Linked DNA regions of Mus musculus: all the other regions are linked to region 3. The links are chromatin loops, found by intact Hi-C in ENCODE. Cell type or tissue: left cerebral cortex. All regions are shown on one strand. Links, peaks and the distances in the headings refer to the core of each region. The heading gives the core; the rest is flanking DNA.

What was found. A loop is a pair of places that touch in the nucleus more often than their neighbours do. Peaks named below come from ENCODE experiments on the same cell type or tissue, not always from the same donor. Only the 100,000 strongest peaks of a DNase experiment are listed, where the experiment ranks them.
Region 1: a loop joins it to region 3, with 5 times the contacts of the local background. A loop is called at or near these places in 5 of 42 quality-filtered maps.
Region 2: a loop joins it to region 3, with 6 times the contacts of the local background. A loop is called at or near these places in 3 of 42 quality-filtered maps.

The regions. Positions count from the first base shown.
Region 1 is chr9:58,192,291-58,202,700 of GRCm38, reverse strand. It overlaps Islr2 (immunoglobulin superfamily containing leucine-rich repeat 2), which reads left to right and starts at 416. Exons shown (of 3, transcript NM_177193.5): 1 at 416-749; 2 at 1,329-1,421; 3 at 2,718-6,404. The coding sequence starts at 2,726. The coding sequence ends at 4,963. In left cerebral cortex, for the core only: CTCF peaks have their summits at 3,556 and 4,580 (motif pointing left); DNase peaks (open chromatin) are centred at 5,252, 5,862, 6,935, 7,903 and 7 more places; H3K4me3 peaks cover 5,186 bases; H3K27ac peaks cover 4,786 bases.
Region 2 is chr9:58,169,841-58,180,250 of GRCm38, reverse strand. Gm39344 (a long non-coding RNA gene) reads right to left here and starts at 5,662. Exons shown (of 3, transcript XR_870787.2): 1 at 5,391-5,662; 2 at 362-466. In left cerebral cortex, for the core only: no CTCF peak of the experiment used is centred there; DNase peaks (open chromatin) are centred at 3,980, 4,361, 5,112 and 5,331; H3K27ac peaks cover 3,462 bases.
Region 3 is chr9:58,105,077-58,115,486 of GRCm38, reverse strand. All of the region lies in intron 3 of Ccdc33 (coiled-coil domain containing 33), which reads left to right. It also overlaps a transcript of Stra6 not described here. Among named protein-coding and RNA genes, the nearest start is that of Ccdc33, 8.5 kb to the left of the region's middle. In left cerebral cortex, for the core only: no CTCF peak of the experiment used is centred there; DNase peaks (open chromatin) are centred at 3,077, 3,876, 4,427 and 7,749; H3K27ac peaks cover 2,192 bases.

The DNA of each region.
Region 1 (10,410 bases), core at 1,454-9,453, 87 kb before region 3:
TAGTCCACAGCACTCAAGAGGAGCAAACGGTTTTTGTAACTATCCTGGTCCCTGTAGCCACTATTAGTGGGCAACCTTGGTGTCCTGTTAGCCCGCAGCAAGCAAGGGCAGAGTGAGACACTTGGGTGAGTTCAACCTAATGTTTTAGGAGCTCAGAAGACACCCACTCCACTGTGAGCACTAGGTAGCCCACGGGCAGTGGAGTGCACGCGCTGGTTTTGCCACAAAAGACCTGAGCGTGGAGTTCAGGCTCAAGAGGCTGAGCAGGGTCTGCGATGGGCTGGGGAGGTGGGCGTCTCCTCTCCGCGCACCCTGCAGGGCTGCGCCTACTAATCTGGCGAATTAGTCTGGCGGTGATTGGGGGTGGAGGGGAACCAGGATTTGTATCTGCCCAGATCCAGGCAAAATATGACAGAGAGGGTGAGGCGTTCTGCTAACACTATCAATTATGCATCGTGTTGAACGAAGCTTCGGGGAGGGGGAGGCTAGCAGGCGGCAGGAGGAAAAGGGTCCGGGAGAGCCAGGCAGCGCAGTTCAGCAGGTCCCACTGGAGGTCTTTCTGCGCCACTGCTTGCTTTGGAGAGGGGGGAAAAAAGTGTTTAAAGGCAAAGACACGCCCCTCCAGTCCTATGCTTTTCTTTCTCCCAAATTCCTCAAAGATGGTTTGTCTCACGTGTTGCGGGGCGTAGAACGGCTCGCATTCAATTAGAAGCGAAGCTCGCGGGCGCTGGCGGGACGGGCGCGTGAGGGTGAGTGAGCGTGGATATTTGTGTGCGCGCAAAAGAGAACGGTGAGTGTTTGAGTGAAGGTGTGCTTGTGAAAATGTGTGTGAAAGTAGGGAGAACTTAGCGCGTTGACGCGATTATTACATGTTGACGAGTAGTTCTAACCTGTGAAAGTCATGTGAAGATGTGTGTGTGTGTGTGTGTGTGTGTGTGTGTGTGTTGGGGAGGGGTTTGGAGACATAAGGAGGAATAGTGACAATGTCATCGAATGTGTAAATGTGGGGAGAAGTAGAAAATGGGTGCTAGGGGTACGGTGGGCTGGAAAGGGCGGAGCCTTGGGCTATGGGCGTATGGAGCCCCTTGAGACCGACAGGTCTCAGCCTGAGGTGAGTAGAGGATCTCTATGGCTTTAACAAATGTAAACGCAGCACGAGGTGGGAGACTGTGCGCGTTCCCGCCGAGCACGGGGGCGCGCGACCGCTCTCAAACCTGCAATCCTGGAGAAGTAGGGCGAACAGATAAGGAAAGAAAAAAATTGAAGTAGGACTTTGGGGCCAAGGGGAGTTCTTTCAATGCACTCCCCCTTTCTCCCCACCGCCACAGCAACAGATGCCAGAAGCTCCCTTAGACTGTCACCTGAGTCTGGAGACCGGCTCGCAGCCCCACAGCATCACACTGCAAGTCAGAGAGCAGCAGGTAAGCAGTGGAAGGGCCCCACAACCTCAGTCCACAGGGTCGATCCAGCCTAGTCAGGGTTGGGTGGCTGTCTGGGAGGAACAGGGAAGGGAGGTGCCTCCTTTAGGAGCAAAAGCAAGAAGGGACCCGCTAATCTCAGAGACAGGGTGTAGGAGAGGGTCTTCCAAGACTGACAGGACCCTCAAGTTGGGGCAGGGAGTCTGTGTTAATATATTTGTATGTCTAGAGACAGGGGATGCACTCAGGCGTCTTAAGGCTCTAGAGGGAAGTATAGAACCTTGGACTGTCTCCAGGCTTATTAGCTAGAGACTGTTCCCTAAAAACCTGTGGGCAGAGGGATTCGCCTGGGCTCTGTGAATCCAAAGAGGAAGCTTTATTGACTGTTTCCACAACATGCCTGCTCTAGTCAGGGGGTAGGATTTTCTTCTCAGAGGAAAGCATGGTTGAGCAGTTGTGACTTCCTGAGGGGAGCTGCAGCCCAGGGCAGGGAGGTGAGAAGGCAAAGTGGGTGGAGGCTGCCTAGATCCCCCACACCACACCTCACAAGTTCTCCATGTTGCATCGGCTAGGGGTTCGGTCTCAGAGTAGGGCAGTGTGGCACCTATGTCTCTGAGTGTGGCTGGTTCACATGAGGACTTGTGTCCCTGTGCCTGTCCCTTCTCACTGTACACAGGAAAGTGCTTTGCTTCCTGGTGGAGAACACTGTGGTAAAGCTGCATTGAGTTGGGAGAACAATGAGGTCCCCAGGGTATATTGTGTAGATGTTTGGGTTGCCCGTATTTTTGTGTCTATATAACTCATTGTGAACCTCCTAACAGAGTCTCGCTGCCTTGTAGTGGGATGCAGCAGGGAGATGCCTGAGTTTTTGTTTGCGCTGTTGTTGCTTGTGAGGAAGTGTGTGCGAGTGCTATGCGTGGGACAAAGGATTCCGAAGAAGACAGTTAGTCATGAACGAACATCTTTCTGCATCTCCATTTCACTGAATTAAATGAAGATAGAGAAAGAAGGGTCTGTATGGGGCCCATTGCAGACCACAAGCTTTGGAGGGGGCAGTTCCAGATAAGGGGATAGATGGGAGCTGGGGGTGGTGTGGGGGAGGATACTTCATGCCCTCTGGAGAAACAAGACAGTTTCTGAAAGCAAGCCTTCATTGAATATGCAGGCTTTCACTGGTCTCAATTCAGTAACCAAGGTGTCTGGAGCCTACATAGGTTTAGAAGGTAGAGTTTGTTAGGGGAGGGAGAGAGGTGTGGCATAAGTGACCATTTCCCCCTTCACCTTGACTTCCCTCTGCAGGAGTCACGATGGGGCCCTTTGGAGCCCTGTGTTTGGCCTGGGCTTTGCTAGGAGTGGTCAGAGCGTGTCCCGAGCCTTGCGCCTGTGTTGACAAGTACGCCCACCAGTTTGCAGACTGTGCCTACAAGGAGCTGCGCGAGGTCCCAGAAGGACTGCCAGCCAACGTGACCACGCTTAGTCTGTCTGCCAACAAGATTACGGTACTAAGGCGGGGGGCCTTCGTCAACGTCACGCAGGTCACTTCGCTGTGGCTGGCTCACAGTGAGGTACGCACGGTAGAGTCAGGGGCATTGGCAGTGCTGAGTCAGCTCAAGAACCTCGACCTAAGCCACAACCTTATATCCAACTTCCCTTGGAGCGACCTTCGTAACTTGAGCGCGCTGCAGCTGCTGAAAATGAACCACAACCGTCTGGGATCGCTGCCCCGGGATGCACTCGGCGCGCTCCCGGACCTGCGCTCTCTGCGCATCAACAACAACCGGCTGCGTACCCTGGAGCCCGGCACGTTCGACGCACTAAGCGCGCTGTCTCACCTGCAACTCTATCACAACCCCTTCCACTGCAGCTGTGGTCTCGTGTGGCTGCAGGCCTGGGCAGCGAGCACCCGGGTCTCCTTACCGGAGCCCGATTCTATAGCGTGCGCCTCGCCCCCTGAGCTGCAGGGCGTGCCCGTGCACCGCCTGCCCGCCCTGCCCTGCGCACCCCCCAGCGTGCGTCTGAGCGCAGAGCCGCCGCCTGAGGCACCTGGCACCCCTCTGCGCGCAGGCTTGGCTTTCATGTTACATTGCGTCGCCGAAGGCCACCCCACACCCCGCCTGCAATGGCAACTTCAGATCCCGGGTGGCACTGTAGTCTTAGTGCCACCGGTTCTCAGCAAGGAAGAAGATGGAGGAGATAAGGTGGAGGATGGAGAGGGTGACGGAGATGAGGACCTGCCTACGCAGACTGAAGCGCCAACCCCAACTCCAGCACCTGCTTGGCCAGCGCCTCCAGCCACCCCGCGCTTCTTGGCCCTCGCAAATGGCTCTCTGTTGGTGCCCCTTCTGAGTGCCAAGGAGGCAGGCATCTACACTTGTCGTGCACACAATGAGCTGGGCACCAACTCAACGTCCTTACGGGTGACGGTGGCTGCAGCGGGGCCGCCAAAACACGCTCCTGGAACAGGGGAAGAACCTGATGCGCAGGTCCCGACCTCTGAGCGCAAGGCCACCACTAAGGGCCGTAGCAACAGCGTCCTGCCCTTCAAGCCTGAAGGCAAAACCAAAGGCCAAGGTCTTGCCCGAGTCAGCGTGCTTGGGGAAATCGAGGCAGAGCTGGAGGAGACAGATGAAGGAGAGCAGATGGAAGGTCAGATCCCTGCAGATCCGATGGGAGAGAAGCACTGTGGCCATGGGGACCCCTCTCGCTATGTGTCTAACCATGCATTCAACCAGAGCTCAGATCTCAAGCCGCACGTTTTTGAGTTGGGCGTCATCGCGCTGGATGTAGCAGAGCGTGAGGCTCGGGTGCAGCTGACGCCTCTTGCTGCGCGCTGGGGCCCTGGGCCAGATGGTGCTAGCGGAGCGCGGCGGCCGGGGAGGCGGCCACTGCGCCTACTCTATCTGTGTCCTGCGGGGGGTGGCACGGCAGTTCAGTGGTCACGAGTGGAAGAGGGGGTCAATGCCTACTGGTTTCGCGGCCTGCGGCCTGGCACCAACTACTCCGTATGCCTGGCACTGGCGGGCGAGGCGTGTCACGTGCAGGTGGTGTTTTCTACCAAGAAAGAACTGCCGTCCCTGCTGGTTATCGTGACCGTGAGTGTTTTTCTCCTGGTGCTGGCCACCGTGCCCCTGCTGGGTGCCGCCTGCTGCCATCTGCTGGCCAAACATCCGGGCAAACCCTACCGTTTAATCCTGAGGCCACAGGCCCCGGACCCTATGGAGAAACGCATCGCGGCCGATTTCGATCCGCGTGCTTCCTACCTTGAGTCTGAGAAAAGCTACCCTGCTCGTGGCGAGGCGGGAGGTGAGGAGCCAGAGGAGGTCCCGGAGGAAGGCCTGGATGAAGATGTGGAGCAGGGGGACCCAAGCGGGGACCTTCAGAGAGAGGAAAGCCTGGCGGGTTGCTCATTGGTGGAGTCTCAGTCCAAGGCCAACCAAGAGGAGTTCGAGGCTGGCTCGGAGTACAGCGATCGGCTGCCCCTGGGAGCGGAAGCAGTCAACATCGCCCAGGAAATAAACGGCAACTACAGGCAGACAGCGGGCTGAGCCCCCAGCACGCCTGGCCTGCCCACCTCCACCTTGGGTACCTCGTAGCCTAGGGACGGCAGGACTTTAACACCCTCGCGGGACTCCGCCCTACCCCCCAAGCCTTCAGTTACTCTGCCTCCTTAGCCCTCCCCAGGGGTCACTACTAGGGATTTCTAGGAGTGGGCCGAATTCAGGGGTCATTCTTTTGGTGGGCTTGAATCCCCATCCCCACCCAAAGCACAGAGTCAGGCTCCTACCTCCTCTAAGACACCACCCATGGGCGGCGAGAAACCGTCTATGCCTTCCATTTCATCACGGCGATCCACGAAACCCATCGCGCACCCCATCTGGTGGAACTTGGAGACAAGGGGAGAGCGCCACGCCAGTCGTTGACCACATTTGGTGATAATAATAGGGTTGGTCCAGCGTTTGCCTGGGATCCCCAGGACAGGTCCCCAGCGTGGAGCGCTGTGACTCTCACTTTGATCCCACTCTGCCTTTTCAAGGATGCATGTGCCAGAAGCCCGCTAATTTTTATTCTCACCGCTCCTTTCCTATAATGATCCAAATCCGCGCGTCCCCCCTCCCCATTCCTACCCCACCCCATTTCTGTCTAGTTGGAGCCAAACTGGGGTCCTGGTAGGCCTTTCAACTCAGCGCACTGATTTTCTTATTTTCGTTGTTTTAAAAAGCAGCGACATTTCTGGGTCTGGTGCTAATACCCCCTTCCCACCTTCTGGGAAATTGGGTGTGAGTGTGTCAGGTGTGAGTGTCGGAATCTCTTTGCTTCCGGCTCTCTCCTAATTTCAAGCGCTCCGGAACTGCGCGCCCTTTTCCTCGCAGGGTGCGGCCTTGGTTCCCGGGCCAGTTTCGTCGTCAATGTCTTGCAGATGCCAGAGGCTGGTGCGTGCCACAGTGACTCTTGCTACTCCATGGGGTTCAGACCCCAGCAGGAACGTGCTGGTGGGTACAGGGAGCTGTGACTCCCGGGCGCATCTCACGAATGGGCCTGCCTCAGGCCTGACCGAGGCAGCAGGGGGGTTGCGAAGCCCGGGAGGGACACCCTAGTTCCCCACGTCTCCCCTCACCCCAGGAATATAGAGTTTGCTCAGCGTGTAGTCCCCGCCGAGCGTGGGCTATAGACTTCTGTGTCCGTAAAGTGTGCCGGTGTAGTGTAGCGGAGCTGGGGGTGGGGGATGGGGAGCGGGTGGGCAGGTGGACGAGGAAGGAGGGAGGGAGAGGGCGGGAGTGGCGAGGGGACTCGGGTGGGGTTTTAGTTCTTTTAGGAAAAGGTCAGGGGGTGGGGTTTCAGGCGTCTGGACCAAGGCTCTGGCTCTGGCTCTGGGCGAAGTGCAGCACAAACGTGGGTGACCCGGGGAGGAGTTGACCCCGGAGCCCATGTCCTTTTCTAAATGCTTCTGTATGTAAACTGTCAATAAAATAATCGATTTGAACAGGACTCGGTGAGATTTTTGGGGTCGGGTGGGAAGTCAGGGGACAACAAAGGAAGGAAGCTGAGGGTTGAAGGCGGAAACCACCACAGAAGGAGCTTTTGGGATTCCTTGGGCATTTGCCTGGTGATCAAGTGAGTTTTCCGGGTGTTTGCCCTAGCCCCTGATCCGGGGTTTCTCAGCTCCTGCCTGGAGCTGAAACAGCTTGGGGTGGAAGGAGGCTGTCAGAGAACAAGAAGGGCTCTCAGGGAATGAGCGGCTGCCAGCACTGGTCCACTGTTCTCTTTGGGTTGAGACTGTTGGAGTACTGGGCTTTCTCTGTCTCTGTCTCTCTGTCTCTGTCTCTGTGTCTCTGTCTGTCTGTCTGTCTGTCTGTCTGTCTGTCTCTCTCTCTGTGTTCTGTTTCTCAGCACCACCTTTTGAGTTCTCTGGGAAGATGTGGGGGATGGGCAAGGGGCAGCTTGGGGAGGAGAGTTCCTAGAGGTAGGACTGCTGTGGTTTGCAGAGAGAAGTCACACCACACATTTCAGAACAGGCAGGTGACTACAGAAAGTGAAAGGTTGCCTAAAGCTCACTCCACTGGACAAGGTGAAGTCAGTGTGTGTGTGTGATGTGTGAGTGTGGGTATGTGTCAGAGTATGTGTGAGTGTGTGTGTGTGTGTGTGAGAGTGTGGCAAGTGTGTGTGTGAGAGTATGAGTGTGTGTGGCAAGTGTGTGTATGAGAGAGTGTGATGAGTGTGTGTGGCAAGTGTGTGTGTGAGAGAGTGTGATGAGTGTGTGGCAAGTGTGTGTGTGTGATGAGTGTGTGTGTATGTGTGTGTGTGTGAGAGAGAGTGTGATGAGTGTGTGTGTGTGTGTGTGTGTGTGTGTGTGTGTGTGTGTGTGTGTGTGTGTATGTGTTTCCAGGGTGGTTAGGAGTGTTCCATCAGTGATGGTAATGTATGGGCAGCTGTCAGGGGCTGCTGAGCTGATATAACACAGAATCAGGTCTGAAATCACACTGACTTATTGTTCTACAAATGGAGACTGGGAGACAAGGGGTGGGGATCAAGACTGGATGTTGCACTCCCGACCAGCCAAACTGCTGAGGCTGAGCTTCCTGTGGGTTTCATCAGTGCCTGGAAAGGGCAAGATGTGATTGGAAAAGGAGCCGAAAGGGAAAGAAGAGACTTGAGGGGTTAGGTGTGAAAATTCCATCCTTCCTCCTCCTCCTCTCCCTCCTCTCCCTCCTCCTCCCCCTCTTTCTCCCCCTCCTCCTCTCCTTCCTCCTCCTCCTTCTCCTCCTCCTTTCTTGCTTCTGTGGGTATTAGATCTTGGACTAGTGTAGGATTCAGAACAGGCCCAGGTCAGACACCCAGCATTTCATCCTAGCCTCAGGCTCTACTAACTCCCTACCAAATCCCTGCCTACAGCCCACTCATTGCCAGGAATGCCATCTTTCAGGAAGACTCATCCCACATCTGGGTAGGGACAGGGACTGGCTTAATTCCCAGGACTGGTTCAAGGATCGCACACAGGATACTGGATCGCACACTGGATACAGGTCTGGTCATGGGTCTGCAGTGGGAAAAGGGCTACTTCCTGTTTCTTCCCATCCCAAGGATTGGGAGTTCTCTTAAGACCTCCCCACCCCCACCCCCAAAAGCCTGACTGCTCAGTGCAGAAGGAACAGGGGAAGCTGAGAGTTCAATCCTTTGTCTGGGGCCAAGCTTCCGACCAGAGATACTGTCCAGCTAGACTGGGTGCTCCCTAGACCAGAGAGCTACAGGTTCTGCTCATAGAACAGGAGAGATGGGTGCGGATGGCAGGGGCCAGGGTGCTTGCTGGGGCTATCTGCCGACATAGATACAGGCCCTCGAAGGAGCTATTTTCTGTTCAGAAGTTTGCACATGCGCAGAACGGCCCCTAGCCTCTACCGTCCCTCTAAAGCTCCTTGCCAATTTTACTCTATCATTCAAGTCCCTTCTTTCCCGTTTTCTCACCAGCTGTTTTGTCTCAGCTACCCACTTGAGATTCAATTTGTAGACCCACCTGTCTTTATCCCAAGCTGGGGAACTCACTATTTACCCACCATCGCTGCAATGAGCCCATTGTCGAGCTTTTAAAGTGTCTTCTTGCTACCCTCCAGCTTGACTTTGCCACTGACTTTGCTCCTTTGAGGACTTGTAGGACCTCAGAGCTCCACAGCCCCTCATCCAATCCCGCTCCTTTGAGCACCTCTGTGTGCTTTGAGTGCTGTGATAGCTTTGGTTTTTCTCAGGGTGTTTTATGTTCATAAAATGTTTAAGGACGTTACATGAGGATGGAGTCTAATGAGTTGGAAAATAACTCTCTCTCTCCCCCGCCCCCACCGTGTGTGTGTGTGTGTGTGTGTGTGTGTGTTGAAGGACCTGGAAAATGGTCAGAAAATGCAATATGACAGCAGTAGCCTCAGAACTCGCAACATTATATCAGGAGCAGTAATTCTTTGCGCTATAGAAACCAGACGCCCCGGATGTGGCCTTGAATTCAATCAGAAGCCTGTCTGCAGAAGGTGATTTGAAAGGATGGCTCCCCCACAAGTATTTCCTGAGGATCAGCTGGAATGAGAACCGTCCTGAGGACTGTTATATGAAGAAACAAAAGAAAGTGGGGCTTCTCTGTTAAGGAAGGAGGTGGTGTGGGGTCCTCTGTTCCCAGGCCCCTGTCCCCATGTTCCCCATCTATGATAGCCAGAGGGCAACCAGAACTAAAGTGAACACCTTGACAAACAGAGGAGGCCAAAAATGTGGAGGTTGCCACTTCCTGATAGTGAGGGGAAATGTAATTGTCCTTTGTAGCTCTCAGAGCAATGCTTTTTGGTTGTTAAAGTGGGGAGGGGGACGTCTCTCTTTGGCTCTCACTCAAGGTTTTTAACAGGAGAGTTTGGGTAGGGCACACTCTTCAAGGAAAGAAGGCAGAAGAATGACTTTCAGTGGGGGTGGGGGCAGGGGGCATACCAGAGTGAGCCCTGAGCTGGGAAACTGGGAGCCTGTCTCAGACATTACAGTGCATACTGGGGGAAAGCTGTGCCCAGGTGTCAGGACATGACAAAGGTTCCGTGTGGGGACCGGAAAATGGCCACGTTTGAAGTAATGGACGCCTTTCTCTTATACACTTGCAATGTAAAGGTATTGACAGACCAAGCTGGGAAGCTGGGAGTGCAGGAAACAAGGCCATTCCATTCATAACATGTCAATTCATTGATTGTGTTTGAAACACACCCACCCACACCTGTATATTTAAGTGACATGACTTTCCCTCAGGGTTCAATAGGGAATAGTGTCTCACAGAAAACAAAAGATCTACTAGGACTGGCCTGGAGAACAGATTCCATTATGACACGTCTTGTAGCATTAACATTTAGTTCAAAATGAGACCAGCCTTCTTAAGAAGAGTTGACATTTTTAAAGCTATTCAAATACCCAGGGCTAAGTAAAAAAAAAATGTAACCTATTGGGTTAAGTCAGTTGGGAAGGGGCTGGTGAGATGGCTCAGTGGGTAAGAGCACCCGACTACTCTTCCGAAGGTCCGAAGTTCAAATCCCAGCAACCACATGGTGGCTCACAACCACCTGTAATGAGATCTGATGACCTTTTCTGGTGCGTCTGAAGACAGCTACAGTGTACTTATATATAATAAATAAATAAATAAATAAATCTTTAAAAAAAAAAAAAAGTCAGTTGGGAAGGTTTTACAGCAGTGGTCGGGCGAGTGAGCAGTTGGAAGATGCTTTCAAAATTGCGATTAGTGGGTGCTCATTGTTTGGATGTATAAATGTAAGTTTAATAATGAAATTTTAGTCCATATATATATAATATATATATATATATAAAATATAATATATATATAATCCATATATATATATGGATTAAATTTACTCCCTTGTGTATGTATGGACCTAATTTGGTTTTGGCAAATTAGATACATTTTCTCTTAGCAACACTCTATTGAATTCCCCCTCAAATTGAGTTTAGAACCCATTCAAAGTATTAA
Region 2 (10,410 bases), core at 1,168-9,167, 65 kb before region 3:
TGCCTCACCTTACCCGCTGAGCCACCCATCCCTTCAGTCCCCACCCTGTCTTCTACTGAAGTAGGTATGAATCCTGGATTTGCAAGACTTAAATGTGTGTAATTATTAAATAATCAGTAGTAGAAAATTATGCATCACAAAATATGTCTTTATCGTGAATAAAGAAATAGCATCAGGTTACAAGTTTTGAACGTGTGCAATAAACCCAAACCACAAATTTTAGAAAATTAACATTAAACTGCATGATATACCTTTATAATAATTTATTTTTTTTCCCCAAATCTTAGTTGTAGCTCTAATGGTTAGTCAATGCTCAACTAGAAGCTGTTCCCACGGGATGGGCATATTTCTGACTACCTACCTATTTATCCATCTGTTTCTGGGCTCTGACCTTTCCAAATCGTGGAAGCTGCTTCTGTGTGCATTTCAAGGATCTCGTGCTGGAGCCCCATGTCTGCAGAGAAGCCTAGGTATAAAGGAGGTGCAGATGGAAACAATGGACATATAAGCCAAAGGGAGCAAGAATTAGCTGGAACCCAGGAGCACACACTGCGAGCCATAGGACAGATGAGAACTCCCTCTGGTTTTTGACGATGCAGGCCTCTTGCTGGAGAAGCTGGTACCCACTTCACATAGCTAAATGCACACCTGACCCAAGTGTGAGGGAAGCTGGCAAAGGGTCCTAGGAGAGAGTAGAGCATTTTCACACCCACTGCTGCCTGCACCAAGGAGGTGACCTGGCAAGGAAGCACCCAGACAGCTGCTACCTCTCTTCCATGGCCTTATAAAATGTCACTGTGCCCACTCCAACTAAAATTATTCAAGAGGAAGAGCTCTGAGAAACAGCTCAGCCTAGTAAGTTGGCAAATTACAAAGCTGCCTCCTTAATGGTAATGACTCTGACCTGTTGTTTTGTTTTGTTTTTCCTTGAAGTACCAGGGATTGAACCTGTGAGCTTGAACATGCTAGCTTAGTGCTTCATCACTGAGCTGCATCTCCAGACACCACTCTGTGGCCCTTCCCATACAGCAAAATAAATAAATAAATAGATAGATAGATAGATAGATAGATAGATAAATTAACCACCCCTCCCCCAAAAAACAAAACTATTTTAGGCTCTTCCTTAGCATGTTTGATCAAAATCTGTTATTATTAGCTGAGATCCACAAAGTGTATGATGTCATGTATGTCAACTTGAAGGTTTTGTGTGTGTGTGTGTGTGTGTGTGTGTGTGTGTGTGTGTGTGTGTGTATGTGTGTGTGTGTTCTGTTGATTTTGCTTTTGTTTCATATAGTTTACCCTCAAAATCCCGTACAACCAAGGATGACCTAGAACTCCTGTTCCTGCTGCCTCTAACTCCAGCACACTGAGATTAGAGGTATGTGCTATCACACAAGACAGTTTACAGACAATATTTCACTATGTAGACTTGGTTGGTCAGGAATGCTCTATGTAGACCAGGCTGGCCCCAAACTTCCAGTGATCTTTCTTTATCTGCCTCTCAGGTGCTAGAGTTATAGGTTTTGTTATAGTTTTGTTAGAGTTATAGGTGTTTGTTTTGAGACATGGTTTCACTATGTAGACCAGGCTAGCCTTGAACTCTTAGAGCTCTGCCTGCTTCTACCTCCCAAATTCTGGGATTAAAGATGTGCACCAGCACCAGCATATGACAAATTGGCACATCTACATGAGGAGAAGACACATTTTCTCAATAGATTTTTGTCTTTACATCTCAAACTACAATACTCATGCCCAGAGAGTTGATCCAACAGGCAGGGGAACACCTCAAACTACACACACTGATGCCCAGTGAGTTGATCCAACAGGCAGGGAACACCTCAAACTACACACACTGATGCCCAGTGAGTTGATCCAACAGGCAGGGGAACACCTCAAACTACACACACTGATGCCCAGTGAGTTGATCCAACAGGCAGGGGAACACCTCAAACTACACACACTGATGCCCAGTGAGTTGATCCAACAGGCAGGGAACACCTCAAACTACACACACTGATGCCCAGTGAGTTGATCCAACAGGCAGGGAACACTCTTAGGTATTCCCCCCCCCCCCCCCGCAAGAGAACAAAGCACCTATTACCAGTGGTCAGGCATGTCCTGAGGACATCTGAGACTCTGGCCTGCTGAGTGGTCAGCTGTCAGCAACACTATGGGCCAACCTAGCAAGACCAGCAGTATTTCCTAGATGGCCAACATATACAATTTCAAAAAGTGATAAGCTACTTCCATCTGAAACACCAAGTTTTGGGAGTGTTTGTCATGTAGCAATAAATAGCAGAATACTACGGAACATATCTAACTCGACTTTAGAAATCCAAGTGGCATACCTTTCTTTCCATGGATCACAATAGAGTTATAATTTACTATGCTTATAGATATAGGTGGTTGGATTTGGAACACTTTAGATTTTCTGTCTACCGTGCCTTTCCCACCTTTTGCAAAATTTTACTGAGTTTCCCCCTCATGATATGTATTGGTCCAAATCTTCTTTGTATTCTTTTGGCCCCTTTTTATCCAAGAAACAAAGGAAGAGGTTGGAGCTGTTTTTTTCCCATTTTTCTCTGGGTATTGGATGTGCTTCAGATATAATTAGGTTCATTTTTTCCCCCTACCATAAGGGAACCACTGCTGAATGGCCTAGAAAACCATGAAATACAGAATAAAGCAATCAGAATGTCAGCAGGAAGGGAGCCCCATGGGTCCGTCTGGACGTTGGTGTGTGAGAGGACGCTGCCCAGAATGAGGTTGAGGAACAATCAGCCACCAATCCACCAAAAGCATCAGTTCCCAGGGCTGTTCACAACCTCCTCTCTCACTCTCTGCTTTGCCTTGATCTGACTTCTGCAGCATCCTCTCACCCAGGCCCCCAGGCCCCAGAGCCTGCTTCCTCCTGGTCAGAGCAAGCATACAGAGCACAGTGGACTATGACCCCCTCATCAGCTTCTCCCAGGAACTGGGTGACCACAGCTGGGTGCTCGTCTTGCTTCTTCAGCTTCCCTCCAAGGATTTTGCTCCTCTTTGCTTACCCCTCCTTCACCCTACAAAGCAAACCCCTTTTCTCATTTGATTTTGGGGTGTTCTCCAATTTCTAAGATGGGAGTACTCACCATATTGCAAGTCTCTCTTTCTGATAATGTCATCCTGTTTAAGTACAGATTTGTTTTTAAGTTGACAAATGGTGTTACAGTCACCATTTTCTGGGAATGAAAATGTGGATAAATTCAGAAAGCAGCAGCATCTAAGCCTTGTGGTCAGAACTACTGCTGGGGCCCCATTCTTTCCTAGAACTTAACCATGCCATAGGCACAGACAGCCAGTGTTTAATATGGATTGAAGGGAGGAAGCAAACAAGGAAGAAATAGAGAGAGGCAGGGAGGGAGGGAAGGAGAGAGAGAGGGATAGAGGGAAGGAAAGAAGAAAGGAAGGGAGGAAGGAAGGAAGGAAGGAAGGAAGGAAGGAAGGAAGGAAGGAAGGAAGGAAGGAAGGAAGGACTTGCTGGATTTAAGAAACAGAGAAGTTGGGAGAGTTTGTGCCTGGTCCATCCTTGGCCCAGTTTGTAGCTGTCACCACCAATGATTCCAGAAATATATCCTGCTCTATCAGAAATGAATGCAGTCACTAGGTGGGCAAACTGAAGTTACTTCTGAGTCATGAGAGTTATGTCCTTAGATATCTCTTCTCTCTCTCTCTCTCTCTGTCTCTCTCTCTGGACTGGGTGAATATGAAGCCCTCACATATGCTAGACAAGTGTTCTTCTACCACTGAGTTACATCACAGTTAACTTGGTTAAGTTTTATTTCAAAACAATCTCATTTTGTCACCCAGGCTTGTGGCCTTGAAGTCACTCTGCAGCCCAAGCAGGTCTTAGATAGAACTTTGCACCTCTCATAGCTGGTGTTACAGCCTAGCTAAAGCAAAGCTCTAAGGCTCTGCCGCCGCAGCAGCTGCTGACTGGTTCACAGTAACTGAGTCCATATGGCCAACTGTGACAGCATCACAGGAAGCTAAAATAACTGCTTAGAAATAAAAAAAATATATATTGCCAGAGACTCAAGTGACTCAAGGCCTTGCTTTCTCATGTTTATTACTTCATCCAGGTCTTGCCACTGTGTGTGTGTGTGTGTGTGTGTGTGTGTGTGTGTGTGTGTGTGTGTGTGTGAGAGAGAGAGAGAGAGAGAGAGAGAGAGAGAGAGAGATATTGGGATTCTCAGCCTTTGGCTTATCCTGGTGACAGGCAGGAAGCTGAGCTATAAGCCTAAGCCACAGCGTTCTTGAAGAAGCTAAGTCAACAAAAATCCCAAGCCACTCCCCGCTCCATCCCCTCTCTCCTCTCAACCCCAGTCCTAGCATGCAGTCTGTTCCCAGCCCTGGCGGCTTAGCTGTATCTTGTTATCTTTTCATCACTCCTGACCAGCTCTGCACTATTTCTGGATCAGTATCTGCCCACCAACAAGCTAGACATCTCTGCTACCTTTCTGGTATTCCTAATTATGCCCTAGAAGCATGGAAAAATGACATTGCTCAACAGAACCAACATCGTACTTAGGGAAAAAAAATTAACAAAACCCCAGACTGGGCAAAGTAGACTGGGAATACATGAATGTTGCCAGTCAGTTATATCACAGGCCCCAGTCCTGATCCTCCCCACCCAAGTGACTTAGTTGTTTTGGAAAGCTTTTGCAATCATGTATGCATCTTTAAGTATTATTACAGTCTGACCTCCTTAATACTGATGGGCGACTCTTCCCTTTGGTTAAGAAATCACTTAAATCCAGTTTTTATCTGATTAGTTCTTCTCTGTCACACCGACCAGCTAGGACCAATGCAATTATCCAGCAATGGGGAGCATATCCCCTTCAGCTGGATGATGTTTGGGGTTTGGACTACAGGCCAAACATTACTAATATCCAACCGGCCTTGCTGTGGCTAGCCTGTGGCTTGGTGGCCCATCTTTCTCAGGAAAATTTTCCAAAGGCATGCTCTGCCTGCTTGTTCCCAGGCTGGTGCGTGGTACAGCAGCACCCTTGCAAGCCTAGCAACTAAACAGAACACAGTTTTCCCCGTGGATAGTTGACAACAGGAGTCATCAGATCTGTGTGCCCAGCTGTTCCCTCTGCCGTGATGTAGGCTCATCATAGGAAGCTGAAGCTGCTTGCCCTCCCCACCCCCACCCACCCCAGCATGGAGTTTTGTGCTAGTGAAACCCTGAGGTCACTAATAGCCTCCAGTCACGTGGAAAGCCGGGACTGGTAGGATGATTACATCACCTCCCACTTTCCCATTTGCACAGCTGAATAGCTGTGCATCAGCCTAGGAAAGTCACCCTGAGAGCTAGCTCCCATCTAGGGAGGTGACCCACTCCTGCTTACCTCAAGAGATGCTTGTCTGCCATCCTTGGAGTGGGAGGAGTCCAACCTGGGCTTGTGCTGCAGCCTTGCCCCTGGCAGGGAGGGGTCTGTTCTCCAGTATGGATATGGATCACCATAGGCTAGGATGAGATGGTTACATCTGAACCAACAAGCAGGCATTCTACAGTAAACCACAGGGATTTTGGTTCTGTCATTCAGAAAGGCACTGATGAATGCCCTGTTGAAAACATCAGATTTTTGTGCTTGGTTGATGTCCCTAGGAGGCCTGCTCTTTTCTGGGGACTGGTGAGGAGATGGGGAGGGGAAACTGCAGCCAGGATGTATTCTATGTGAGAAGAAACATTTTTAACAATTTAAGCCGGGTCGTGGTGACGCACCCCTTTAATCCCAGCACTTGGGAGGCAGAGGCAGGTGGATTTCTGTGTTCGAGGCCAGCCTGGTCTACAGAATGAGTTCCAGGACAGCCAGGGCTACACACAGAAACCCTGTCTCAAAAAACAAAACAAAACAAAACAAAAAGATTAAAGGAAGGAAACAGGTGGCCCTAGTGTCTGAGTATATCACACCAGTGATCTCTCTTACCATATTGCTTCTTTGATGCTCTAGAAAATGGAGTGTAAGTGGGATTCACAGCTTGTAGCTAAAACACTGCGAGGGAACTAAACAGGACACTTGGATAATATTGGGGTCCAGCTTCCCCTGGTCTGTGAGTTATTTCAACAATCACACGTGCATAGTCTGCAATAGGTTGGATGGCAGCAACATGTTTTTCATAGCTCCTGGGTATTTTCATCTGAAAAATAGTTTCGAGTTTGGGCTGGGTTGTGATTAATCGGATACAAACAGAAGTTACCTGGGAAGAGACAATGTCTGTTGAGGGACTGGCTCCATCACATTGGCCTATGGGCCTGTCTATGGGGTGTTTCCTTAATTGTTCCTTGATGTAAGAGGGTCCAGCTCACAGTAGGTGATGGCAACCCTACAGAAGTGGGTGTATAAGAAAGCAGGTTGAGCAAGTCTGAGAACAAGCCAGGAAACAGCTCCTCCACCGTCTGCCTTCAGTTCCTGCCTCCAAGTTCCTGCCCTGACTTCCTTCAGTGTTCTATGAAGTGTTCAGTGAAAACCCTTTCTTGCCCCATGCCTTTGGTCAGTGTTTTATCTCAGCAGGATCCTTGATACTGCAGCCTCTGTGGCACTCACCTGTAATCCCAGCCCTTGTGAGGTGGAGGCAGTGTCATTGGGAGTTCAAGGTCATCCTTTGCAAGTTTGAGACCAACCTGTTTCAAAAAAAAAAAAATTGATGAATTACCCTATTGAAGCTAGGATTTGCTCATCTATCTGTATTTTTGGCAAGGGATATAAATATAAACTGAGAAATGCCCTTTAGTATATAGACTGACACCTGAGAAAAATTTAACTTGCCTGCTATCTGCTGCTGCCTTTAAACAATACTGAGAAGACTCGTGACTTTGTTACCTGTGAGATGGCACCTTCATAATGTGGTCTGGGCTCACTTTGCAGCTTCCCCAAACCATGTAGATGTACTTGGTGAGGATCTGTTTTTTTTTTTAATTATTATTTATGGAAATGGAATGAGATAGCTTTCTCAGACATATGCACACAAGATGTCTTGTAGGAAAGCTGCTAAAACATTGGTCTCCCATAAGTCAGCTCTTCAAAGTGTAGGATAAGGAAAATGTCTTTCTCTAGTGTGGAAATCCATGGGGGATGAGACCAGAGGGAAAGGTCACTGCCAAAGCACGTGGAAGCGATGTGCTCTTTGAGACTGTTTCATCATCTGAGAGGCCAGACAAGAGATGAACTAAGAGGGCCTGCAAAAACTCATCTGCTGGGGAGGGGGAGGGAGAGAACAGGAAGGAGGGAGAGAGAGAGACAGAGAGGAAGAGGGGGAAGAGATAGGGGAGGGGAGAAAGAGATGGAGGGTAGAAGAGAGGGAGAGGAGAGAGAGAGACAGAGGGGAGAGAGAAAAAGAGTGACTCTTGGAAATAATACTCCTTTGGAACAAATCAACAAAATCAGTGGAGAAGAGCAGCTAAGTTAAATAGGACTTTTTCAACTTCTTTAGAAAATCTGTAACTTAATAAAAAAAATCATCAGGATATAATGTTAGGGAACATTGTGTCACCTTTAACAATGTGTTTTTGTGAGTCTCCTCCCCCAGCTCTCCCATGCCGGGTCACCTGTTTCTCCTTCATGGCTGATGTCAGATTCTTTCTCCTTCCAAGTTCCTTGTGCCCTTTTGCTCTGCCCCCATCTTTTCTCATGACCTAATATGGTCTTTCTTGCTCGCTTTTCTAGATATGTTTTTAAAATATTCATTTATTTATTATATGTAAGTATACTGTAGCTGTCTTCAGACACCCCAGAAGAGGGTGTCAGATCTCATTATGGGTGGTTGTGAGCCACCATGTGGTTGCTGGGATTTGAACTCAGGACCTTCAGAAGAGCAGTCAGTGCTCTTAACCTCTGAGCCATCTCTCCAGCCCCTTCTAGATATTTTTTAAAAAGATTTTACCTATACTCACATCTTGTGTGAAATATTTATATTAAGAACCCCATAAAAGGGAGAACACCCAGTTTTTGTCTTTCTGATTTTGGGCTACCTCATGTAGTATTCCCCCAAATGAGATATGTCCCCCAAAAGTCTAGTGCGTTTGAATATTTGGATCCCAGGTATTAGAGATGTTTGGGGTGATTAGGAGATGTGGCCTTCTTACAGGAAGCATGTCACTGGGCTTTGAGGTTTCAAAAGACTTCTACCATTTTGAGTTAGCTTTCTCAGCATCCTGCTTGTGGTTGGAGATGTGAGCTCTAAGCTGTTCCTGGCACCATGAATCCTAGCCTTCTGGAACCATAAGCTTGGGCTTATTAAGCCCTTTTAAAAATAAGTTACTTTGGTTAGGGTGTTTTGCCATAGCAATAGAAAAGTAGCTGAGACAACTCATTTTAAATTACATTTTCCAGACCCACTCAATTTTCTTAAAAAAAAAAATCATTATTTAATTTTTCTTTACAGCAGAATAAAATTCCATTACACAATGGAATATATTTATTACATTTCATTATCCATTCATCTGTTAGTGTGCACCAGGCTGGCTCCGTTTCCTTGTTGTTGTGAGCACAGGAACAATAAACATGAATGCAAAAGGGTCTCTGTGGTCGACATGGAGTCCTTTGGAGGCCCAGAAGTAGAATACCTGGGTCATGTGGTAGTTCTAATTTTAATGCTTTGAGGAACTCTCATACTGATTTCCATAATGGTTGTACTAGTATGCACTCCCACCAATAGTGAATAGGGGCTCTCCCTCCCCTATATTTTTTCCAATATATATATTCTTTTTTTTTTTTTTTTTTGGTCAGAAGGAAACCTGTAACTTATTTCAAATCCAATTTCACTTTCACACATTCAAGTGGCCCATGTTTTACATCCATCTTCCTGACAGAGGCTTGCCTTGGATAACACCCAGGGTCCTTTGAGGAACTTGATGGACAGGTCCGATATGGATAACTTGAATGATGAATTTATGGATGTGAAAAAAAATCCACTTGACAAGCAGCTGGTCTACTAATGAGGGTGGTCTAAAACAAGTGTTAACTCCAAAGAGAATAGGCACCATTTATGGAGAGACCAAATGAATGGCCACAGGTCTAGGAGCCTGGTAGACAGAATCCCAGAATTCCATGCTCAGATGCTGTTGTTGCAAGGATATTTATTTAATTTCATTTTATGTGCATTGGTGTGAGTTACAGACAGTTGTGAACTGTCATATAGGTGCTAGGAGTTGAACCGGGGTCCTTTGGAAGAACAGACAATGCTCTTAACCACTGAGCCACCTCTCCAGTCCCCAAGAGGATATTAATTTAATGTCATTACATGTAACAACAAGAATCTGAGCCCTATGGACTCGTGAAGATAAGAGCTGCATATGATAGTGAACGTTGCATTTGCCTCTAGTTGTGGTCACCACTACATAGAAGATTGATGTCCTGGGTGCCATGGCAACAAAAGACTTGCGGTTAGACAAGGGAACTGGAAGACTGGATGTCTTCTGGAAAGAAACATGTGATTTTTCTTTTTCAAGTGTCTGTTTTGTTTATTAAATGGGAGATTTGTGCAAACTATTGCATTATGTTTACATTTTTCTTTTTAGAAGTCTCACACTTACGTATTTTAATATTATAAGAATTAGTCTGTAAAATTTAAACATCTGAAGGAGTTGTAAAAAGATAAAATGAATTTCCATAGAGGGTAAAAACAATATCAAAATACAGTATTTTTCTGGGCTGGGGAGATGGCTTGAGCAGTTAAGTGTACAGCTACTTGTACAGAGGACCTGGTTTTGGTTCCCAGAACTTACACAGTGACTCTTAAGTATCTGTAACTTCAGTTCCAGGGATCCAGTGCCCTCTTCTGGCCTCTGAAGACACCAAGCATGCATGCAATACACACACATATATATGCAAGTAACATTCATACACAAAAAATAAGAAGTCTTTTTTGAAAAATGGTATTTTCTCAAATATATTATTCAACTGACTATATTAATTACAACTGATAATCTCTGTCTGGCCCTATTGCTCTGATTAACTAATACTATGCATATTATATTATTAATTTACAATCATGTATACATTACATGTATTATTTGCTATAATATAACATTCCAGATCAGTATCTATTTTCACATTTTTATGGTCATATCCAAAAATATAGAAAGATCATGGCATGGATTGTTATGGATTTTCTTTCTTTGAAGAGAGGTAAGATTTTTTTTTAAAGATTTATTTATTATTATATGTAAGTACACTGTAGCTGTCTTCAGACACTCCAGAAGAGGGAGTCGGATCTCATTACGGATGGTTGTGAGCCACCATGTGGTTGCAGGGATTTGAACTCTGGACCTTTGGAAAAGCAGTCGGGTGCTCTTACCCACTGAGCCATCTCACCAGCCCGAGAGGTAAGATTTTTAAAATTACATTTTAAAAATGTGTGTGCACG
Region 3 (10,410 bases), core at 1,175-9,174:
TGGAACTATAGGAGCCCCAGCAGTCATATTGTCTCCCTGCCTTGTGGATAGGGACAGGAAGTCCAGATAAGAGTATTTCATAAGAAAAGGACATTCCCCAGGAGAGAGGGGCTTCCCCTGGCTTTCTGGTTGACAGCTGAAGAGGAGAGAGGAAGGCAGTGAACAGGGGGAATAAAAGGGACAAGAGAGAACTTCATTTTGGGGCTCCAGAGCAACCTCGGCAACATTCAGTTCAAGCCCAAGAACAAATTTCTGGGCTCCAGGAGCAAAAGCTTCAATTCAAAGGCATTTCCTCCAGGAAGCTTTCCCCAGCACAGGGTTCATCCATTCAACCCTGTTCTCAGCCCTGCTGGCACCAGACGGCTCAACAACTGGTTCAGTGTAGGACTTTGGTTTCAAGAGTGCTTTTTGCTTTACATGGTGTGTGACATTTTCTCCCAAGCATAACAGTTAAAGGTCATGGGGTGGGGCAATAGAACAAGAAGATGAAGGGCAGGCAGGCATCTAACTGGGCTACAGGGAAAAGGGCTAAGTATCCATGTCTGCTGACTGAGTCTGAATCCTTTTGCTTCCTAGCCATGGTGCCCTTGGTTCTAAATGGCCACACCAAATGTTGTTGCTCTGAGCTAATATTTTCCAGGGGGTGGGGGCGGTTAGCAGGAACTGTTCCCGAGACTATTTCCAACAGGAGCAGCCAGAGACTGAGGGTGGAGGTCCCTCAGGGGTGCCCTGATTCACCAAGGAGGACCCTAGGAGCACACTGGCAGGAGCTACCCCAAGTTCCCTGCAGCCAACGGCTGTCATCCTCCCCTGGGGCACAGGGGCTTCCTTAGAAGCCTGCCCTTTCCTGATACTACCTGTATTCACTTCCTGGAAGCTTTGAGATCACACAACTAATCCTCTGTCTTTGTCTAAAAGATGGTTCAGTGATCAGAGAGGAAGCAGGTGGTCTGTACAGTGCTGGGAAGAGGGACCTGGGGGAGAAGAGTAGAAAGTGCAGGCAAGCCTGAGCTATGACCAGCTCCCCCCTCCCAAATACCCTACTGTGTCTCCTGGTGAGGTTGGGGAGGGAAAAGAGGACCGGTGTCTTCAGTCCCTGAGCCATTCTGCCCTCAAAGGTCACTAGTTGAGGGACATCTTCCCACAGGCAGAGCTGTTGAAGAGGGAAACTTTGAACTGGAAATCCCCAGGTAAGGAGTTTCTGGAAACATGAATTGAATTCCTTGCTCATAGTTCCGGGGGCCACCTTGGGGATTCCTGCGATTTTGAACCGTAATTTCCTCCCGCAAGACCCTGCGGTCCAGGTTCCTGTGGAAGAGGGAGGAGGGTGTGATGAGATCGACCCCGCAGTACCTCTTCCAAACAATCATGGTTTTGTTTCATGGAAATGATTCTGTTTCCCTGGAGCCTTTTAAAAGACGCTTTTAATTTTTTTTTATTTCTTCCATTTAAAACACCTTTTCATTTATTTATTTATTTTTGCCCCAGAGGAGCAGGAAAAGAAAGAAAGAAAGAAGAAAGCTAACAAAGCAATCACTAAATGAGAAGCACCTGGCTCGAAGCCTGTGGCTTCTAACTGTAGCTCTGGCACTAAGAAGGTGGGGGCTTTTATTAAGAAGTGGAGGAGAACCAAGTGCCGAGGAGAGGGCGGAGTGGCTAGCTCACCTCCACCCTCTGTCCCTACACCTTGGTGGTAACCCTTTGCCTTTCCCTTTGTTCCCTCTCTCTCCCCACCCCCATCCTGCCTGTTTCTTCCTGGTCGCGATTCTGGCTAGAGCGGCAGGTCTGCACTTTCGCCGCCCCGGGAACCCTCCAGCTTCGGCCGGAGCGCTGCCAGTCTTCACTCTCCCTCTCCTGGCTGCTTTTAAATTCATTATGCCTTTTATTGCTCGCTATTGCGTGCTTTATTCCCATTGCCCTGGAGACTAGAGTGGTTCAAGGGGGAGAGGCGCACGATACGGATTTCATTAACTCCACTCTTTACTGCCCATTCACTCTCAGGGGGCTGGCCTGGAAGGGTGGGGAGGGAGGCCTGGGCACCTCTTTGTTGTCCCCCGTCCTTCCGTGCCGACCTGCTTCTCTGGTCTTTCAAAGCTTCCACCTGCTACGGTCCTGGTAGAGAGGAACGCAGTGGCCCATTTCACAGGTTGGGAGATAGGTGCAGGACTACAAATAGGAAGTGGTTGGAGGTGCAGAAGGAGAGCGCAGGTTAGAACAGAGCTGCCAGCCCCTTCCCTGGCTGATATGGCTGACTCTCGGAGAATCTGCTCTGGACCGGGATCCCCAAGCTGTCCCTTCTCTGCTGTCTTGCCTCCATCAAATCTGCGGCCTGCAGCAGGGGCAGCTTCTTCCTTGCAAATGAGGCAGTTTTATGGGCTTTAGAAAAACACTCCAATTGTTCCCTCAATTACCCTGGAGCAGATTGAATATATTAATCTCTCTCTTAACTCGAGTTAGAGACTCAGCTGCCACCCCTCCCCCCAGCCACCAGCCCCTTTCTGCAGGCACGTGCCAGGGATTGACTCCCAGCCCCCACCTTTCCGGGCCTGGAGCCCCAAGCTGGTCAGTTTAGGCCCTGGTAAATGCCCCTCCCCCACCCCCACCCCCTCTCTCTCTACACACACACACACACACACACACACACACACACACACACGAGGGCGGGGGGGGGGCGGGGAGAGCCCTGTTTTACATTTCCCTATCAATTTTCATTGATTTTTTTTTCTCTCCTTTGCCATTATTTGAAAGAGCTTTTTTCTTGAGTAAACGTGATGATGGGGCCATCCACCCTCCCACCCCTCTTACCACATAGGGACTGGGCGGGGTCTGAGGTGCCCTCCTCCCCCCCCCCCCCCAGCTCCAGTGACAAGTGCCTCTAGCTTAAACACAGTCTGCCCCAGGCAGCTGAGCCCTGCTAAAAGCTACCTGAGGTTTCCCTTTGTACCTCGATTTTCTTTTATTTCTGAGGAACAAAGGCAACTGTCAAGGCGTTCTCAGAGAGCACTGTCACCCACACAGGGAGGGGTGTAGCCTGTCTCTATGGTGGTGAGGCTGCGGCTGGCAGAGCAGTGGAGTAGCCAGTTCTGGCCCTGGGGAGGATAGGGCAGAGTATTTCCAAGCCCTCCCCCAACACACACACACATACTCTCGTACCCTAAGGGAAGGACACACAACCATGGGGAGGAGCCAGGGGCTGACTGGCCCCATAATGGCCTGTCGACCACCTGCTCTCCTTGGTAAGCATCAGTTGTAGGGGTCCCACATTTATGTCCCTGCATAAGCCTGTGGCTCTGCCTCCACACTGCCTGATCTTTAAACTGTCTCTATAGGCCCTTGGAATCTTGTCGTGGGGGCCCCTGCTTTATCAGCTAGGTGGACAGAGCAGCCAGCTTCTGGTGACCAGCAGGCACATGGATCAGAATGACCTGGATGCAAGTTTATCTAGCAGCACCCCCACCTTGTTTAAGTTACAGGATTTTCTCAGCCTCTGCTTCCCCACCTGTGAAATGGATGAGAACAACTCCCATGTCCACTGTTGCTGGGAAGATCTGAGTGGTATACAGTCCAGCATGCCCTGCAGCAGGCATTTAAAGGAAGCTTGCTGTTCTAGCAATGAGTGCACAGAAGAATCTGCGCTGAACAAGACATAGTTCAGGCCTCCGTTTCTGCACCTAGAAAACAAGATTGCTACTTCTTGCCTGGCTGGTCTCCCCAATGAGAAATGCTATGGACTTGTGAGTTCCGCTATCCCCGAGTCAGATACCACACCACCGCAGGGTAGAGAGGGCCAGTATTGGTACTAGTCTGGGAAGTGGCACCATTAGCAGATTTTTGTAAGGGAACAGAGCAGATGGCCCTGCTGGCCCGCCTCCTCGCCTCCTCTCTGCCTCTCCCCACACCCACAGGCAAGGATTGGTGCTGACTCACACCTCCTGGGTGCCTCTGTGTGTATGTGTGTGTGTGTGTGTGTGTGTGTGTGTGTGTGTGTGTGTGTGAAAGAGAGAGAGAGAAAGAGAGAGAGTATCTGCATGTAAGTGTGTATGAGAGAGACAGACAGAAAGATAGAGATAGATAGACAGAGAGAGACAGAAAAAGTCCAGTTGGGGAAAATGGAGAGGAAAGAGGTGCCTGTTTCTGAAGTCCTCTTAGCCAGTAGAAGCCCAGCTCCAGGGAACCGTGCATGTACCCACCTGTCATCCCCAGCAATCACCTTCACAGGTGTTTAGGGACCCAGGAGCACACATGCACATAGTGATTATGTGTGTGCAAAACCACACCGTGTCCTCTCCCAAAGACAAGTCCATAAGAAGCACACACACATGAGAAGCACACATGCCCCCTACATATAGACCGGTGCCTCCTGGCTTCGTCTCTGTACAGACTCCAGAGCACAATCTCTACCAAACGAGTGAGAGGCCTGGGAACATGGCATGTGTGATGTATGAGGTGAGATTAAAACACTGTGTGAAACTGATATTTAATTCAACTCTGACAGCAGATGGAGGCAGGCAGCAGGGAAAGCTGGCAGCCTGGATGCTTTGGTCTCCATGACGCTTGGCCTACCAGGGTCAGCACAGCCTCCCCTATGGTACTGTGGTCCAACCTCACTTGACATAGGTGGCATCCATTCATCCATCCACCCACCCACACATGCCTTCATTCTATCCACTTTCCCAAGCAGCAGACGGTGTGTCTGTGTGTCCAGCCCTTGGAGACATGCCCAGATATTCACAGGGAGGTGATAGAAGGCACGGACAGTGACTTTCCAAACCCACCATATCTATGAGGCCCAAGGCCTCAGACCACTGCAGAACAGGGGTTCGGGGAGGATTTAGAAGATTGTAGCTTTGTACCTCAGTTCCCAGCTCCATCTGCACAGTTACAACTCAGATAGAGTCCCCAACTTCCTTGGGCCTCGTAGTCCTCAGCCAAGCAATGGGCGCAGTGGAGTCTAGTGGGAAGCTACGAGGCTTGGGTGAGGGGAAGGATGGGAACTTGTCCGTGTAAAGCCCTCCTCACAGGCATCAGGGTGGTGGCTGAGCCATGCCTCAAGGATAGGTGGGGCAGAAGAGAGCAGGGTTCTAATGGAACTCTCAGAAGGAACACAGTGTAGAGGCAGGGTATGGAGCCAGGAAAGAAACTGGCGGGTAAGGAGAAATCAGGAAGTAAAGACTTGTAGAGCTACCAAGGAGAGGAAGTAGTGTCTCCACAGGCTCTGGGATTTCTGTCATGGAAGCTGCTCTGGGCCAGACTGACAGAGGCGGAGTCCATACCTCCCTGGGCACCCAAAAAGCCCCAATTAAAGCATCACATTGGTCTCATGGTCTCAGGAGGAGTCCAGGGTGGCCTGACAGTATTCGGGTTTTTTTGTGAAGGAAACTGAACCCTATAGCAGGCAAGGTCCTGCAGAGTCAGCAGCAAAGCCAAGATGGAATCCTGTTCTCCACAGCATGTTCCAGACTTTCTGCTCTAGCAGTCAGGACCAGGGTAGGGATGACTAACTGTGTCCCTGGCCAGGCAGACTCACAATTTGGAAGCTCTTCCTCAGTCCCTTGGAAGGGGGCCCTAATGTTTCACTTTTTGACTCCTTCAATAGAAGCAAAAGGAAGTAGTTGGCTTCCTGGTGGCATCTTATGATATGATATGATATGATATGATATGATATGATATGATATGATATGATACCAAGACCAGCTAAGACAGGTCGCCAGTATTCAGCTGACTGTCACAGCGAGGGGCTCATGGACTGGGTGGTTTGGGATCAAGGCTGGAGTGAAGTTGGGGATGTCTGTGCAGAGTTTAGGACAAACTTTGTGGCTCCCTAGAACTGGCTGTCGAGACGTAGAGGAGGAATGTTGCATAAAAATCCCCAGCACATGAGTAAACCCTCTGATATGCTGTCTGAAGAATGAAGGTTTTACCCTAGCAAGCACCACAGTCAAACTTAACACTCAAGGTGAGCTCTAGTTGACTGCCTCCCACTGCCCCTGGAGGACTCATGTTACTTCTCTGACCCTGTCTCCTCCCCTGTAGAGGGAGCATAATGTCTCCCTCACAAGATGACTTGTGAAGATTAAGAGAAATGCTGACTTCCCTGCAATCCAGAAAGCTTCTTGGAGGAGATAGGATCCCCCAAACTCCCTTAAAAACAGCCAGCTTGGAAGGCACCTTGGACTCAGCCATGGAGGCAGGAGGAGCCGCACATCCTCCCCTGGCCCTGCAGGGAACCTTAGCTCCTCCATGCAGTGTCTGTGGGTCCCTGATTCTGAGCCAGGTCTGGCCTCTCACAACCCCTCAGAGAGACAAGCACAACATAGTGAGACTGGGAAGTCCTTGGGTAAAGGAGGAAACAGAAACTGGGAAGGCTTTCGAAATGGAGGAGAAGATGGTAACCTTGCCCTTGGCATCCTGAGAATTGACTCTAAGGACTTCTCAAAGGCCCAATCTGTAGGTACCCACATTCTTTAAATGAAAATGACATGGTATTTGCATAAAACCTATACACATCTTTCTGAATACTTTAATAATAATAATTAGTAGTATTAGTAGTAGTAGTAATAGTAGTTTGGCCCCTTGGGTTAGCAAGGCGAGTAGTAGTACTACTACTACTAGTAGTAGTAATAGTAATAGTAGTAGTAATAGTGGTGGTAGTAGGAGATAGGGTCTAACTAGACATCCCAGGCTGTCCCCAAGCTTGTGAACCTCCTGTCTCAGCCTTCTAAATGTTTGGCTTACAGGAGGAGTGTACAGATGCACCTGGCTCTTCCTATACATTTTAATTTACATTTTAATTCATCTCTAGATTCCTTGTAAAATCTAATAGAATGCTGGAGCACTGTAGTTAGTTGTTGCGCTGTATTGTCTGGAGACTCAGAGCAAGGAAAAGTTAATGCATTCAGTTCAGATGGAATTTTATTTTATTTTATTTTATTTTATTTTATTTTATTTTATTCTTGAGGTGCCAGTGGTTGAACCCAGGCCTTGAGCATTCTGAGCATGTCAACCCTAGAAACTATTTTTTTCAAATATTTAAAAAATTTTAATCTAGGGTTGACTGACTCCATGGCCACAGAACACACACACACACACACACACACACACACGCGCGCGCGCGCGTGTGTGCGTGTATGTGTGTATGTATGTGTGTGTACACTCCTGTGTATGCATATATGTACATGTAATGTATATGTAGGCAGAATGTATTGAGTCAGGACAATAAAGCAGGGAGGTAGACGATGGAAAGTTCTTGTTCTGCCGACCTTCAGCAGTGGGACTTCTCCCATGCAGCTCCATTCCTGGGTCATAAGGACTGGGGAAGATGTCCTGACTGAACTGAGAATCAATGAGAATCACATAAAGGCACACAGCAAGAGCTGGGGAAGCTGGGCTTCTCAGAGGCTATATTCTAAGCAGAGGACAGCTGGGGCAAGGAGATAGGGCCTGGGACATGTTGGTTTCTTTGGGGGGACTTGGAGACTACTGGGGAGGTGGTGATCTGGGGGCAGGTGAGGGTCTGGTCATGTCTTCCCCTCTCCCCACCCCCCACCCCCAGAAGAAAGCTTGCCCCAAGCCACTGCAGCCTGGATGGCTCTGAGGCCCTTGGGTTAGCATGGCGAGTGTAGACATTATTTTAATCTTCCTCTTAGAGCATAATTGCTTTCTGTCTCCTGGTGTTCCTGAAGAGACTTCCCTCCCGGCGAGATGGCTTTCTAGGCTCCTCTCTCTGCCAGGAGACAAGACAGCTGGGCCAGCTCCATGCTGCATTAACACACTGCAAATGTGATTTCATGGCCTCAAATGAGATTAGGGCCAAAGGCTCTGCTCTCTTGGTGGAGGCAGCAGGCAATGTGGGCAGGAGTAGCCAGTGCTGAGCTGGAGGTCTGAGAGAGCGCCATTCCAGGTCCAGGCAGCCCGAATGAGTGGCTTCCTATAACTGGAGGCCCTCAGACCTTCTGTTTCATCCTGGCTGCAGAGCCAGCCTTAAGATTTGTTCTGGGATGGGTGCTCTGGTTTCTACTGTTCCATGATTCCCAGGTTATCTATAGGCATTCCAGTAAGGGAGGATGCTGGGAGAAATACAGATTCTTTAGTGTGGCTTCAGTATCCTCCTTTTCCTTCTCCTCCCCTCCCTCTTCTTCCTCTTCATCTTCCTCCTTCTCTTCCTCCTCTTCCTTCTCCTCCTCTTAACGTATAACCCAGCCTTGGTTTAACCATGCTACATAGCCAAAAATGACCTTGAATTTATTACTCCCCTTGGCCCTTCCTCCTAAGGCTGGGATTACAGGCCTACGTGTATGGATTGCATGCCCAGTTTTATGCAGTGCTGGATAGAGCATTGTATACAATAGGCAAGCACTCTACCATCTGAGAGCTACATTCCTAGACCTAGTTTCCTCGTCTTTAAAATGAGAACTACAGGATCTGGCATGGTGGTACACACTTATAATTCCAGCACTTGGGAGGCAGAGGCAATAGAAGCACCACACATTCAAGGCCAGCCTGGACTATGTAAGGAGTTCTGGACCAGCCAGTGCTACATAGCAAGGACTTGTCTCAAAACAACAACAATCATTAATAAATAGGAACTATAGAGAGGATCAGCCTACACAAAGTTATACACATTATTCTGTGACATACTAGGTACCCACTATAGGTTACTCACTCTTCTGAGATTTGCAGATGATATCCACCCTTGTGGGGAGAGAGGCACCAAGAGGTGCCACGCTAGAGAAGCAGACATCACCATTCCAGGCTAAAGCAGAAGAGGGGAGGGAGGCATTCCGTGCTGATGCCCCTCACTCTCCAAGCACCTACTGATACAAACTTTGCTGTGCTGTGCTGGCCCTTGGAACACAGCTTCACCAGGCATGGTCCCTGACCTCAAGGAAGACAGACCCTGTCCTAGAGGAGTAAATGGTGGCTCGTGAGCTCTGGGAAGGGGAAGCCTATGAGTTGTGGGTCTGATGCCTTTATGTGGGAAAAGGAGTGGGCAGGGTTCAGGGAAGATTTGGTGGCAGCCAGCTGTCTATGACTTCAGCCGTGGAGGGAGACCATCAGGCAGATAGAGCAGCATAATTAAAGTCCCTAAGACTGAGGAGACCATTGGCTACAGAAGGGCCTGGAGCACGGGTATAGAGTAGAGATGGAGTAAAAGGGACAGGCAGACCAGGCTGTTAGAAGAGTTGGGGCTGAGAAGGCACAGGCTTATGTTAAAGACTGGTTGCTCAACGACAGCCTCCTGCTTAGTAAATAGACACCCTCCACCCTGGCAGGGCACCTACCACCTCTGCCCCTTCCTAATGGAAGGGAATAGCAGGCAGCTTCCTCGCTTACCCTTTATTCAATCGCTTGTTAACGAGTTATCGATTCTTTTAGGAGAAAAATGTTCAAAAGCCACGCTGCATCTTTAGCAAAGTGATTTATGAGTTGACAGTGGTGCCTGAGCTGCCTCAGATGAGAGCTCTGGTTACTCAACACGGAGAAGAATCTTCCAGCAGGGCAATCAATCAGGGTGCGTGCCAAGCAGATGGGAGCAGAGCTAACCAACATGTCACCCCCGTGTCTGCTGGAGACAAAGCCAGGGCCATGGGTGCTCTCTATCACAGAAACTGGGAGAAAGGTGAGGGAAACCTCTGGGCTACCACGTTGCTCCTGACCGCATTCTCTGGCTCTCTGCAGGAGTCAAGCCAGCACAGCTGCTTAGCTGATGAGGCCACTGAGGGTCTAAGGTCAAAGGGACTCCAGCAGATCAGGGCTAAAGGTGAGCCCTATGGATTCCAAGGCATCACGCACTTCGCACTTCGTAGCTGAATTTTTTCCTGCTTACTTGCTACTACTTGCCGTAATTGTCCTGGGGACTAGAGGCTGCAAGAACAGGCGGCCATGAGACATAGTCACAGAGATCGTCATAGACACACCCAGACAGCCCAGCATCTCTTTACTGAGGTTCCCTAAGGTTTCCTTTGCATACTAAGGCACTGAGGAGAGGCAGGAGTAGTCTCCTGGACTACTACTGTTAACTGTGGCCAATGTGGCCAGTGGGTCCTGTCACTCTAGCTTGTGTCCACAGGGCCTGGCCCAAGGTCACATTAATACTACCAGCCACAGCTCAGTTGTCCTGACGCTACCAGGTAGTGACAGGGCCAAGTGATCTGTTAGTGCTGGGTAGTGGTGGCTTTCTCCAGATGCCATGCATTCTGCTCAGATGATACTCCAAGATACACTGCTTGCTCATTTTTTATGCCATCATCTAGCTTCAAGGTCACAGAGCTATCTGCCTGCTCTTATTCAAAAAGTTAGCTGTGGTTGAGGTGGGGTTCAATAGTAGAGAGTTTGCCTACTATGCTCTCTCCAATACAAAACAGTAACAACAGAAACAAGCCACAGATGATTGTGTCTGGTCTTAACCCC